Linked DNA regions of Homo sapiens: region 1 is linked to region 2. The links are chromatin contacts, found by Hi-C or POLR2A ChIA-PET in ENCODE. All regions are on one chromosome and are shown on one strand. Each heading gives the region's core, a stretch centred on a gene start or an enhancer-like site at or near the end of the contact. The rest is flanking DNA. Distances are from core to core; before and after follow the strand shown.

Evidence for each region. A loop is a pair of places that touch in the nucleus more often than their neighbours do. ChIA-PET counts read pairs that join two places held with the same protein, here RNA polymerase II (POLR2A). Pooled maps may share reads with other maps.
Region 1: a loop to region 2 is called in a map of IMR-90, with 11 times the contacts of the local background. The contact joins two enhancer-like sites. A Hi-C loop is called at or near these places in 2 of 168 maps with a recorded cell type or tissue (IMR-90 and heart right ventricle), 1 of 37 single-sample maps with no recorded cell type and 8 of 50 pooled maps. POLR2A ChIA-PET finds 5 or more read pairs at or near these places in 3 of 52 experiments (AG04449, WTC11 and activated T-cell).

Annotation. Positions count from the first base shown.
Region 1 is chr18:10,515,076-10,520,757 of GRCh38, reverse strand. No RefSeq gene overlaps it. Among named protein-coding and RNA genes, the nearest start is that of NAPG, 8.1 kb to the left of the region's middle. Within about 2 kb of position 2,062, at least 16 of the 41 ENCODE cell types and tissues checked have a DNase peak (open chromatin) inside an H3K27ac peak, as active enhancers do.
Region 2 is chr18:10,136,683-10,142,459 of GRCh38, reverse strand. No RefSeq gene overlaps it. Among named protein-coding and RNA genes, the nearest start is that of VAPA, 230 kb to the right of the region's middle. RefSeq lists an enhancer at 1,477-1,976. Within about 2 kb of position 1,344, at least 8 of the 41 ENCODE cell types and tissues checked have a DNase peak (open chromatin) inside an H3K27ac peak, as active enhancers do.

The DNA.
Region 1 (5,682 bases), core at 813-3,312, 380 kb before region 2:
CAGAGAAGCTAAGTAACTTTCCTAAGGTCACACAGCAAGTAAACGGGAAGATGGGGACTTGAACCCAGACCCATCTGACTCCAAATTTATACTTGGCCCACTATAATGGACCAGAAAATGGTCCTTATTTTGTAATAGTTTAATAACCACTCACGCAACACCGCTGCTTAGTTGTATGGACCAATTATTAATTTTCAAATGTTTTTATGGGGGAAAAAATAGTCAGTTTACTACATACCTGGTACTTTACACCTACCTGCTTTGAAATTTTAATAATAATTGGAAAATGAGAGTTGGAAGTTTATTAGGTTTGACTGAAGTAAGTTGTCAAATGGCTGAGAAAGGGCCACCCCTAACAGATGCGCCAAGCATATTATACTGAGAAGTCCCACTTAGGTATACGTTGGCTGGGGAGAGTCCTGGCGTTCATTCCTTCTCCCGCGTAGCCTTATGGGTCTCTTCAGAAAACACATGGTGGCGCTGCCTGCACGTGCCTTTACAAGCTGCAAGCCGTCCAAACAAAAGTGGTTAGTTTCTGCCTCTTGGGATTACAGTCAGATTCTGGCAACATTTCGCATTCATAACTGAACTTTCCACATAAAAGCGATCTCTCTCACTGTTTTGTACACAAAGTGAGGCAGCATTGTCCGAGTACAGTAATGTTGGAAAGAGATGAAGCATTGTAAATGTTTAACAACAGATCTCTGTTAAATCCACTCTAACGAACACAACCGTTTTGATGAATATTATTTTTAAAGAGAGAGAAAAATACAGATCTTCCTTTGCAAGCTATCTTTGAATAAAAGATAAAACCAACACACTGAATTGGCTTAGTGGAAACCCGTCATGTATTTCATTAGACCACTTGCAGATAGCCTAGTGCCAACCTATAAATGTTCTCTCTTGAAAACCACATCCCATAGATATACAGCAATCATTTTCTTTCAAGGAGGATATATTCACGCAGTTACATTTTGTACAAATATAAAGTAGGCAAAATTGAAAGAATACAACATAAAACATGACTCATTAATGAAGTTTGTGAATTACTCATTCACAAACTGCATTAATGAATTTTTTTAAATAACATGTCTTCCAAATTAAGAATTCCTCAAGAAGTGCACGTTTGGAAGCTGCCAGGAATAAAGAGCTGTGGACTGGGTTTATGCTATTCATTCTTTAGGCACTCATTCAACAAGTATGTGTGGAATGGTTTCTCCATGCAGGCACTGTTCTAGGCTCTGGGAGACAGCCCTGAATGCAGCAGGGATTCACAGAGCTGACATTCTAGCACAGGGCATATGGGTGGGGTTGTGGAGTCCAGTAGGAAACTGGCTAAGGCGGTGTAGACACAGTGCTAGAGGGGGTCAACACTCAGGAAAACAAAGCAGGATGTGGGAATGGGAGGGCACCCGTGAGTGTGGGGTGAGTTTCTTCACCAGGTAGGTGACAATGAAATAAAGCTCTGAAGGAGTGGTGGCCTGAGACCTGGGATATCTGGACAAAGATAGTTGCCGATAAAGAAGGAATAGCAAATTTGTGAGGCAGAGTATGCGGGCGCCTGGCCCCACATTCCAGGGGAGAATGGGGAGGTGACGAGGTTGCAGGGGCCAAGGGTGACTTGGCTAGAAAAGCAACACATGACTCCCTTTGTGAAGATTGGATTAAAATTATGCAATGGTTGCATTAAGTTTGAAAATCTTCAGGGACACATTTCTTGCAACTTCCCTCTACTCGTGTAATTAGAAATGAATAAATGTTAATAAGGAAGCTGAAAAGGCTCTAATGGTCTAGAACGTTATATAAAGCTTACTGGAACATGACGTTCTCAAAGTGTACTAGGATTGCAAAAGCAGCCACAGGACCCTTATTTTCCAGATTCCTGTGGAGCTGAGGAGGAGGAATCACAGCCTAATGGAGGGACACATGGCAAAGGAGCATGGAGCTGTGTGCTAGCAGGTGCACAGCGGGGTCATGGCCACTGTTGTTCAGTGGGGCCACCAGATCACAGATGAACACTGCAGCCGTTTCACATGTGACTGCCCTCATCCTTCATTTCCTATCCCCCACTGCGTGGAGCCCTTGGGTCACAGTTACGGCTGGAGGAGGCTGTGGATTCAGAAACGCAGTTGTGGATAAGGAAAGGTTTAGCACTGCCCACAAATGAAAAGAGACCTTCCAGATTTAGAGAAAAGGAAAAAAGCAAACAAAACAAAATAAAAACCCTCTTTTCTCCAGCTCCCAACATAATCAGAGATGAAAGAAGACAGTTTTAGCCTGGTAAATAAGAAAATAAACAAGAGCTTGAAATGGATAAGTTTTTTCTTCTAAATTTGTTTTTGCAAAGGGTTTTTCTTCCCTGAAAAACAAAATACTAAAATAGCAAGTTGTGTTTTCATTTATAAATCCTTCTCAAGAGGAAATCTAATAATAACAAGGGGTTTCCATTGGATTCCAACTTATTTCATAATGTAAATATATTTCTATCCTCTGGGGAAAAAAGCTTCCCCAAGCCAGGTATTTATCGTTTAAATTTGTGATTTTATTCACTTCCATTTTTCCCTCTCTTTTACCTTGAACAGCCTCTCAAACTGAAGAGGAGTGTTCAGTTCTACAGCTTATTAGATAGGGCCTCTTCATTCAACGATGCAAAGTTTAGAAAGAACGTGGACGATGACTTGCTATGTTTTGTTCTACATCCAATCAGAAGAGTAGCTTGTGGCTCAAAAAGTCTTATCTTAGAAGATCAAATGTCCACATTTTAAGAGAGCGGGGCTGTATACTAGAAAGAAAAATGGATTAGAGTCAGTCATACTTTCAAACCTCAGCAGTATTTCTTATGTTATTTAAAGACATATATTATCTGGTTTCTTTGAGCTTCAGTTTCTTCTCCTATAAAATGGGAAGAATAATAATGTGGTGGATTAAAAATGGCAGCCAAATCTCTGACCCTCTTCCATTGAGAGGGGGACTCTGTCCCATCCTCTTGAATGCAGGTGGGTTTTGTGACTGCTTTGACCAAAAGAACAAGGATGTGATACTGTGCCAGTCTCAGGGCCCAATCTTCAAGGCACAGGCAGCTCCCACTTCCCATCTCTCAAAACATGAAATAGCTCTTGGAACCCTGAACAGTGCAACTCCCTTGAGGCTGCCATGATGTGAGGAAGCTCAAGCCACCCCGGTAGAGGTCTATGAGCAGAGAAGCAATGGCCAGCTGCCCCGCATCTCCCAGCTGCAGCCATTAGAGCCGTCCCAGCAAAGCTTCCAACCGTGAAGCTGAGTGGAGCTCCTCTGACTGTGCCCTGTCCAAATTTTCCATCCACATCATCAGGAGATACAATAATACTGTTTTAATCCATTGAGCTTTGAGATGGCTTGTTAAGCAGCAATAGATAAACATACTAAATGCTTATGTTGTGGAGCTACTGTCAGTTTTACAAATAATACCTCCAAGGCGCCTACACAGAATGGACACATAGGGAACATTCAGTAAATAGGAGCCATCATTTGTACTGTTGTTCTCATGATCTTCCCACAAGAGCGTTTATTAGAAATGTGATCAGAGAATCCTTTCTGAGCTCACAGAAGGCATTGAAATCCCTCACAGCTGACTTGCGTGGGAGTACACGGGCTTTGGGATGGCAAATCCTTCCTAGCCCAAGCCAGTCAGGTGCAGGAGAGCCACTAAAACCCTGCCAGTGCCTGCACTGCCGTTAAACATGTGTCCTCTCAGTAAACGAGACATGCTGTCCCTGCATTCCAGAAACATTGCAGCTCCACCTTGTTCTTGTATTTTTTCCTCCCCTATAAATCTCCCTGGTTACCTAAACTCAGTAGGCAACTAAGCACAATTGGGTTTACAGAAGGCAAGGTGACCTAAGAGATCTTTGAATGTAGCTGTTGATGTCCAGACTGCACGGAGAGCAGTCCAGCCAGGTTGAGAGCCTCTCAAGCACTTATGGTCTCCCTACTCCCAAGTGACCTTCTCTTTGGGGCACAGGTATTTAGGAGACACTTCTAATGATGATTGTAGACATCTCGGGACCATTGAGACACTGATAATATTAGGAAATAAAGTACTTTCAATGGAGCGAACTTGAAGGATTCAGAATCCCAAGATTCCTTAACCTCTCCTGCTGAAGTCCACTGCTCCCCATCCTGGCTGCTGTCAACACCTTCTCTAGCCCGGCCTGCTGGACAACTTGCTCTTCCTGATTAGTCAATCTGCCACCAACCTGGCCTCTGTTCAATGCATCCTCTCCTCTGCAGCACGGTCTTCTTAGAGCACCAATGTCACAGTGCACTCACGCACCTCTTTGTTTTAGTCCTTCTTTACTAATGGAAGAAAAATTTACCAACTGGAGAAGCCTAGGTTTCCAACCCCTGTGTGCCACCCCTCACTTCTCTGACTGATGGCTCATGGGTTAACTCTCTGGGAGGAGTGAGGGACAAAAGCCAGGATGACATGGCCCACAGCTGATGGAAGCAGCCAAGGCCAGCTTGGAGGGGAGGGGAGGACCTTCTGCTTAAGGATTTCTTCTATTTCTCACAGTCAGCCTCTGGATCTAAACTGGGACTCTTAATATCAGTCCAAGTTACCAGGACCAGGACAAATAACTTGGAATAAGGTGCTTTTTTCCGTCAGTTCTTTCAAACTGTTTGAGTAAAAAAAAGAGATGTAACTAAAAGCAGAAAGTTACAAAGCAAAACGAGGGAGGGAAGAGACTTCCAGTCAAGACTCACATGTTCCCCAGCCAAGCCGGGACCAGGCGCTCAGCTCTTGTGCTGATGCTTTAAGCTGTCTCTGTCCCCTAAGGAGAACAGCTTAGGAGTCGTCAGAACCTGCTCGAGTTCCATTTAGAAGCCAAGTGCCCACTTTCCCACTGTGCCCCATGTTGTTTTCCCGTTACCAGTTTCTCCTGTCTCACTCCTGTAGCTCAGGTTTTCAGCTTCTCCTTTTCATCCTCATCTCCAGCATCCCCACAGGAACCTTCCTGGACAGGTTTCTGTTGCTCATCTGAAGTGCAGGCCCTAGCTTGCTGCTGCCCTCCCTTCGGCCTTGTTGCCTTTGGAAGGGCATTCTCTGCATGGCTTCTTTTTGCCCTGGGTTGGCATTCTGCCACCCATCCCACATCATTCTCAGAACAGAACCACAAGTGAGCTGACAACTTCCATCCAGTGAGTTACGTAAAAGCCACACCAGTAGCCACACAGACACATGGAACCATGATGAGGATGCAGCATTTGCAGGCAATTCCAGGAAGAGTTTCTACCTTAACAACGACTTGCTTTAATTTCCTCTGTTCCTGAGCTTCAGTGCTGATCCTACAGATGAAGAGAGAAAGGTCCTTCTCTCATGGTGCAGGCTGAGGACAAAACAGCAGTACACCTGAATGTGTCTGTCTCCAAGCCATCCCCAAGCTTCCGTTTCAGTCATTCTTTGAGCTGTGGCCTTTACCATGGTAGAACTTGAATTTTATGGTGTTAACCTTTAAAGCCAAGATGGAACCTATAATTTAGATAAGCGCTGACCAGCAGATAACTTCCAGTTTACACTACAGCATATGTCTTTGATATTCAAAACAGGCTTCCAAATCAATGCTCTTACTGAATTATAATTTTATACATCTTATTTATTAAAAATATGAATTTACGAAAACAGCAGAACTTGGCAACTTTAAC
Region 2 (5,777 bases), core at 95-2,594:
CATTTAAATCTAACAACCCACAACTTGTTCATAAATTAATTAATTAGTTAACTAATTACAATATAAATTATCCAGACAAAAATTTGAGTCACAGCTTATTTTCCAGCTTTCAGTCACACAGTCAAGAACAAAGCGAGTTTGAATCTGAACACGAGGTTCCAGTATCGGCACTGAAATCATGATGCCCTTTATGACTTCATTATCTGTCAGGGAGAGGCTCGGAGAAACAGGAAAATCGGTTATTTGTAGCTACTCCATTATCTGAAAAATATCCGCGCATAAGTCACATTGGGCTCTAAGGGTTTTACTTTCCACAAGTAGAGAATGCTGGTGAACAGTTGGAAAATAAGAATTCTCTGGGCTTCCTAAACACAATGGCTGCTGTTAAGTTGAATTTATGTATCAGGCCACATAAAAATGTGTGAAAATGAAGAATCAGGAACTAAAGAAAGTAAACAATAGAGAAGAGAAACACTCTTGTCATAAAATCAGTCTGTCTTTTAGACAATTTGTGGCGGGTGGGAAATGGAATTTTTCACATGCTCAGTGCACAGATTTAAACTGTTGATACCTCTTTCGATGTCACAAGGTGGAGGACTTGGAGTATGTGAAAGCTGGTGCTTTCCCCAGGGACCGTGGAGAACAAATGCCCGGGCAGGAGGGCGTGCCTCGGGAGACTCCAGGAACATGAAGAGTATCCCTTGGCATGACCTTTGGATAAAGCCAACTCTTTGTGAACTCAAAGTGACTTGCTGGTTTCCCCAGAGCATGGCTGGCCCCCAAGGGTGTCTTCCTAGCAGTGGCTTGCATCATGCTGTGATAAGGGCTTCTGTCACCCTACAGATGTGAAAGCTCTCCCCTAACTCAAACATCAGCCAAGCACCCCGAGCTACCCTGCAGAGCCAGAGCCTCGGATGTGTGAGGAGTTGCCCCAGCTGGATCAACCAAATCAGGAAGAGACTTTGGCCATTTCAAAAATAAACTTCTCTGCCCACCTCAGTTCATTCGGCTGAAACAGACCAGGGTGAGTCTCACAGTGTCTTCTCCTATTTGGCTACTTTAGCCTGGGGTACTCACACAGGTCAACCCATCTGAACACATGAAAATAGTTCCCATTTAGGCAACCTCAGTTTCTCTTTTATAATCCCTGCAAAGTTAATATAGACTTTCAGGCTAGATTCTACCCAGCTCCAACATTCAACACATCACTCACCTGGTGTGAAAGGAGCCCAGGTCAATATCTAGCTAATGTGTGCCCTGCTGAATCGGCCCGATGACTAACTCTTTTATGTGCTTGCTTCTTGTGAGCTGAAAACTAAACAGAAACTATTTACAAAGCCCAGGGGCCTGAATGGGTGGCTCTCTCAGCAGGGGGTGGGGCCCCACCAAGCTTGGGATGAGGTTGTCAGCTGGGGCCAATTTAGATTTCCCTGACCGCCACTGTCAGCCTTCTCCAGCTTTTGCACAAATTCTATATTCCACTGACTATAGCCTCCCAGCCTCAAATCACTTTGGGAAGCTCTACAAAGACTCATCTCTGACCTGGGTCTTTGTTGTTATTTCCTGCATGAAAATGGGGGTAGGAGAAAAAAAGAGAGACTTTTTTTTCACTGTGTCAGAGTTTGTAAAGTGACACTTGAGTAAGTCTGTGGGGTTAGAGTTATTCAGAGCAAAGGCATACTGTGAAGGAAGCACTTTACAACAGATTGGGTAACAAATCCCGGCCCTGTGTCTGCAGGGCTGATTTTTCGCCTGAAACTAAGAGCTGCAGCTCAGCTTCCTCCTGGGCACCACTTCAGTTCAACAAGCCCAAAGCCACCCTGACCAACTGCCGTCCTAGGGCCCCTCTCACTCCTACATGAGTCTGCCATTGGCCCAGTGCTTCAAACCCACAGTCTGCCTCCCCTCCCATCAGTCACCAAATCTCACCAAGTCGACTTCCTTTCTGCTGCTCACCCCTTTCCACTCTCCCACCACTCTGCTGCTGCCAGTGTGGATGGGCCCGTATCCTCTCCACCTGCACTAGAGTAACATTCCCCTCGCAGGGGCCCCTGCTTCCAGTTCATCCCTCCAATCCTTGCTCCACACTGCAGTCAAGGGTGAGCTTTCTGAAGCAAAAACTCTTCTCAAGTCATTCCCTCCTTGCAGGGCTGCCAGGCCTGCAGGGAACACTGTCCAGTTTTCTAGGAGTGCAACTGAGTCAGGGGCGGGGATTCTGGAGGAGGCTGAGATTTGAGAAGGATGAGTCAGCTCCAGACAAGTTGAGTTTGAAGTGGCTTGAATCATCCTGGAAAAAATGTCATATGGGAAGCAGATAGTCTGTCTAAAGCTCGAAAGAAATGCAGCGGCTGGAGATGGGCCCTGGAAAAACGGGCTTTATCTCTGGCCCTGTCCTCCACAGATCCCGCTGTCCTGCACCATGTTTCAGACACACTGGCCTCCTTGCAGTTCCACATGCCCTTCATGCCCTCATCTCCTGGAGCTTTACAGATGGAGACCCACATATGGAAACACTCTCTCCAGCCTTCTCACACGCTTTGCCTGCTGATCCTCTACTTGTCCTTCAGGACTTGGTTTCAACAGCAACCCCAACAGGATGTGCTCCCAAAGCACATGCACTTGCCACCAGGGCCACATTGATCGTTCATGCTGAGATCAACTATTTCCTGTCTTCTCCCACCACTAGACTCCAAGATCTGGGGTATGCGCTCAGTAAATATCTGTTAAGCAAAAGAATGATTAATTGTTTAATTATTTATCTACAGTATCAAGAAGTTCTATAAGCCCCAGGAAAGATAAATATAAAGAAATGCACACCTAGACATATCATCATAAAACTGCAAAAAAAAAAAAAAAGACAAAAAGAAAATCTTAAAAGCAGCCAGAGAAAAAAAATTCAAGTACCTTCAAGTGAGCAATAGATTGACAGCTAATGTTCCACACAAAAAAACCCCAAAAACCAAAAAAAAAAAAAAAAAAAAAAACAGAAGGCAGCAAACAATGCAATGGTATGTATCTACAAAGGACAGAAGAAAATCAGCTGCCAACCTAGTAACACACTGTGCATGGGGAAAACATGCTTCAAGAATGAAAGTTAAAGAAAGAGGCCGGGTGCGGTGGTTCACACCTGTAATTCCAACACTTTGGGAGGCCAAGGTAGGTGGATCACCTAAGGTCAGGAGTTCAAGACCAGCCTGGGCAACATGGTAAAACGCTGTCTCTACTAAAAATACAAAAATTAGCCAGGCCTGGTGGCTTGCAACTGTCATCCCAGCTACTTGGGAGGCTGAGGCAGCCTCCCGAGGCAGGAGAATCACTTGAACCTGGGAGGTGGAGGTTGCAATGAGCTGAGATGACACCACCTCACTCCCACCTGGGCAACCATAGCGAGACTCTGTCTCAAAAAATAAATACATAGAAAGTTAAAGAAAGACATTTCTGTATCAATGGAAGCTAACATATGCAAGTTGCAAGCTGACTCATACTAAGTGAAATCCTAACAGGCTTTCTTAGATGAAATGCCAGAGATCGTGAATGGTAAATATATGGGCGCATAAAGTGAATGTTGGATGTATAAAATAGCACTTGTTTATATCTGAACAGAAAAGAAGAGAAGCAGTTCTCTTTAGTCAGAAGAGATAGGCATTAGTTATGAAGCTTGGACAAGAAAGGAGAAAAGAAAAACACATTTATTGAGTCATTACTATTTTCCAGATTTTTCTACCATATGACTACTATTTCTAAGGGACGGGACTTCAGTTTCCAAGAGTTTTTAATACACTGTAACCTTACAAGACAAATTCCTACAAAATCCCACCGATTCTTAAACTCATTGATTCTACAAGGAGAGAAAGCTAACCACATGCCTCCCGGCCAGCCCGGAATCCCCAGTGGAGTTTTCTCTCCCCTTCCTTCCTCCCAGAGGAGGAGGAGGATCCCTTCCAGGGAGACTGGAAACTGAGAGGAGTCTGACTACATGATCTCCTGCTTTTCCTTGGATCTAGCAACGCTTTCTGCTCCACAATTTTTCACTTTTCATTTCTTCCCCATTGTCAGTATTCATAGTGTATCTATCCACAGGACCTTCACCCTAGAAGGGACCCTCATGGTTCCCTGTTCTTACTCTTTTCACAGAGGAGGAAACTTAGCCTCAGCTAGGCGAGTGCTTCAGGTCACTGACGAAGTTAGTATCAGGATCTAGACTAATACCAGTAACAGCTGTGGTTAGCTATTATGTGTCCAAGGTGCTTAATATACATATCTCATTCATTCTCTCTCCACTGTGTAATCAGAATATGGTAGGTCATGCTAGAAACAACCATTAAATCTCAACGGCTTCACACCACAAAAGTTTATTTCTCACCCATGCAAAGTACCCTAGAGGTCTCGGTGACTCTCCACAGCTGCTGTCCTTCATGGGATGGCTCAGGGGTTCAGGCTTAGGGCACCTCCAAGTCTCCTGAGCTCCCATCATTCCCATGGCAAGAGAAGAGAAAGGTGTAGACATGGCACCAGCAATAAAACACTTTTTGGTTAGCCTGAAGGAGTCACATGGTCATCCATACTTCAGAGCGGTGGGAAAATGGCTTCCCTAAAAACTAGGAGCTAAGGGGCTGAAAGGCAGTTCTCCAGTCCAAGATGACCCAGTGTTAATGCTGACTTTAATCATCTTGACATTCAGCATTCTGAAGGCACTGCCTCTGAATTATTCCCAACACCACTAAAAAATAAATTATTATTTAAAAAAAAACTCACTAATACCTACAAGTTTACAAACCTGAAATCTATCCTTGACTTCTCTCTCTCTCTCCCCTTCACTACACACATCTGATTCATGAAAACACTGCCCCATCTCCTCAGTCCTCTGGAGCGTGTCCCCTTCCCCTGATGTAGCTGCCCTGGCCAGGCCCTCTCTCCCAGACTCATTACCTGCCCTGATCCCAGCTGCAGGTCTAGGTCCATTCTCTACACTGACTCCAGATTGGTCTTTCTGAATACCTGAGCTGGTTATGTCCCCTCTTATGCCCTCCCTGACTTCTCACAGTGTCTAAGACCAAACCCCACATAGCACAAAAGTGTGCTGTAGAAGACTGTCTTGCCCTATCAACTCTTAGGTTAACCATAGGGCATGACAAGGAGATATTGAAAGTTCACGAGAAGGCTGGGCACGGTGGCTTACGCCTATAATCCCAACACTTTGGGAGGCTGAGGCAGGTGGATCACTTGAGGTCAGGATTTGGAGACCAGCCTGGCCAACATGGTGAAACCTGTCTCTACTAAAAATATGAAAATTAGCTAGGTGTGGTGGCACGCACCTGTAGTCCCAGCTACTAGGGAGGGTGAGGCAGGAGAATCGCTTGAACCAAGGAGGCGGAGATTGCACTGAGCCAAGATAGCGCCACTGCACTCCAGCCTGGGCAACAGAGCAAGACTGTCTCAACAAATAAATAAATAAAAATAAAGTTCACAAGAAAAGGATTCAGCCTCCATCTAGTAATAATAACTAACACTCGAGTAATAACTATGCAGCAGACAGTCCTCTGAGGACGTACATGGATTAATTCACATAATCTTTACAACAACTGCTCGGGAGTAGATGCTACTGCTCGCCCCATTTTAGTGGTAAAGGAGATAATTCAGATAACACATGACCTTGCCCAAGGTCACCTTGTTACTGGTGGAGGGCCTTGACTACAAGTCGTACAGATTCTTGGTATTTTGAACAGAGAATTGGACAAAACACACAAAGCAATGAAAAAATTAAGCAATGAAAGCAG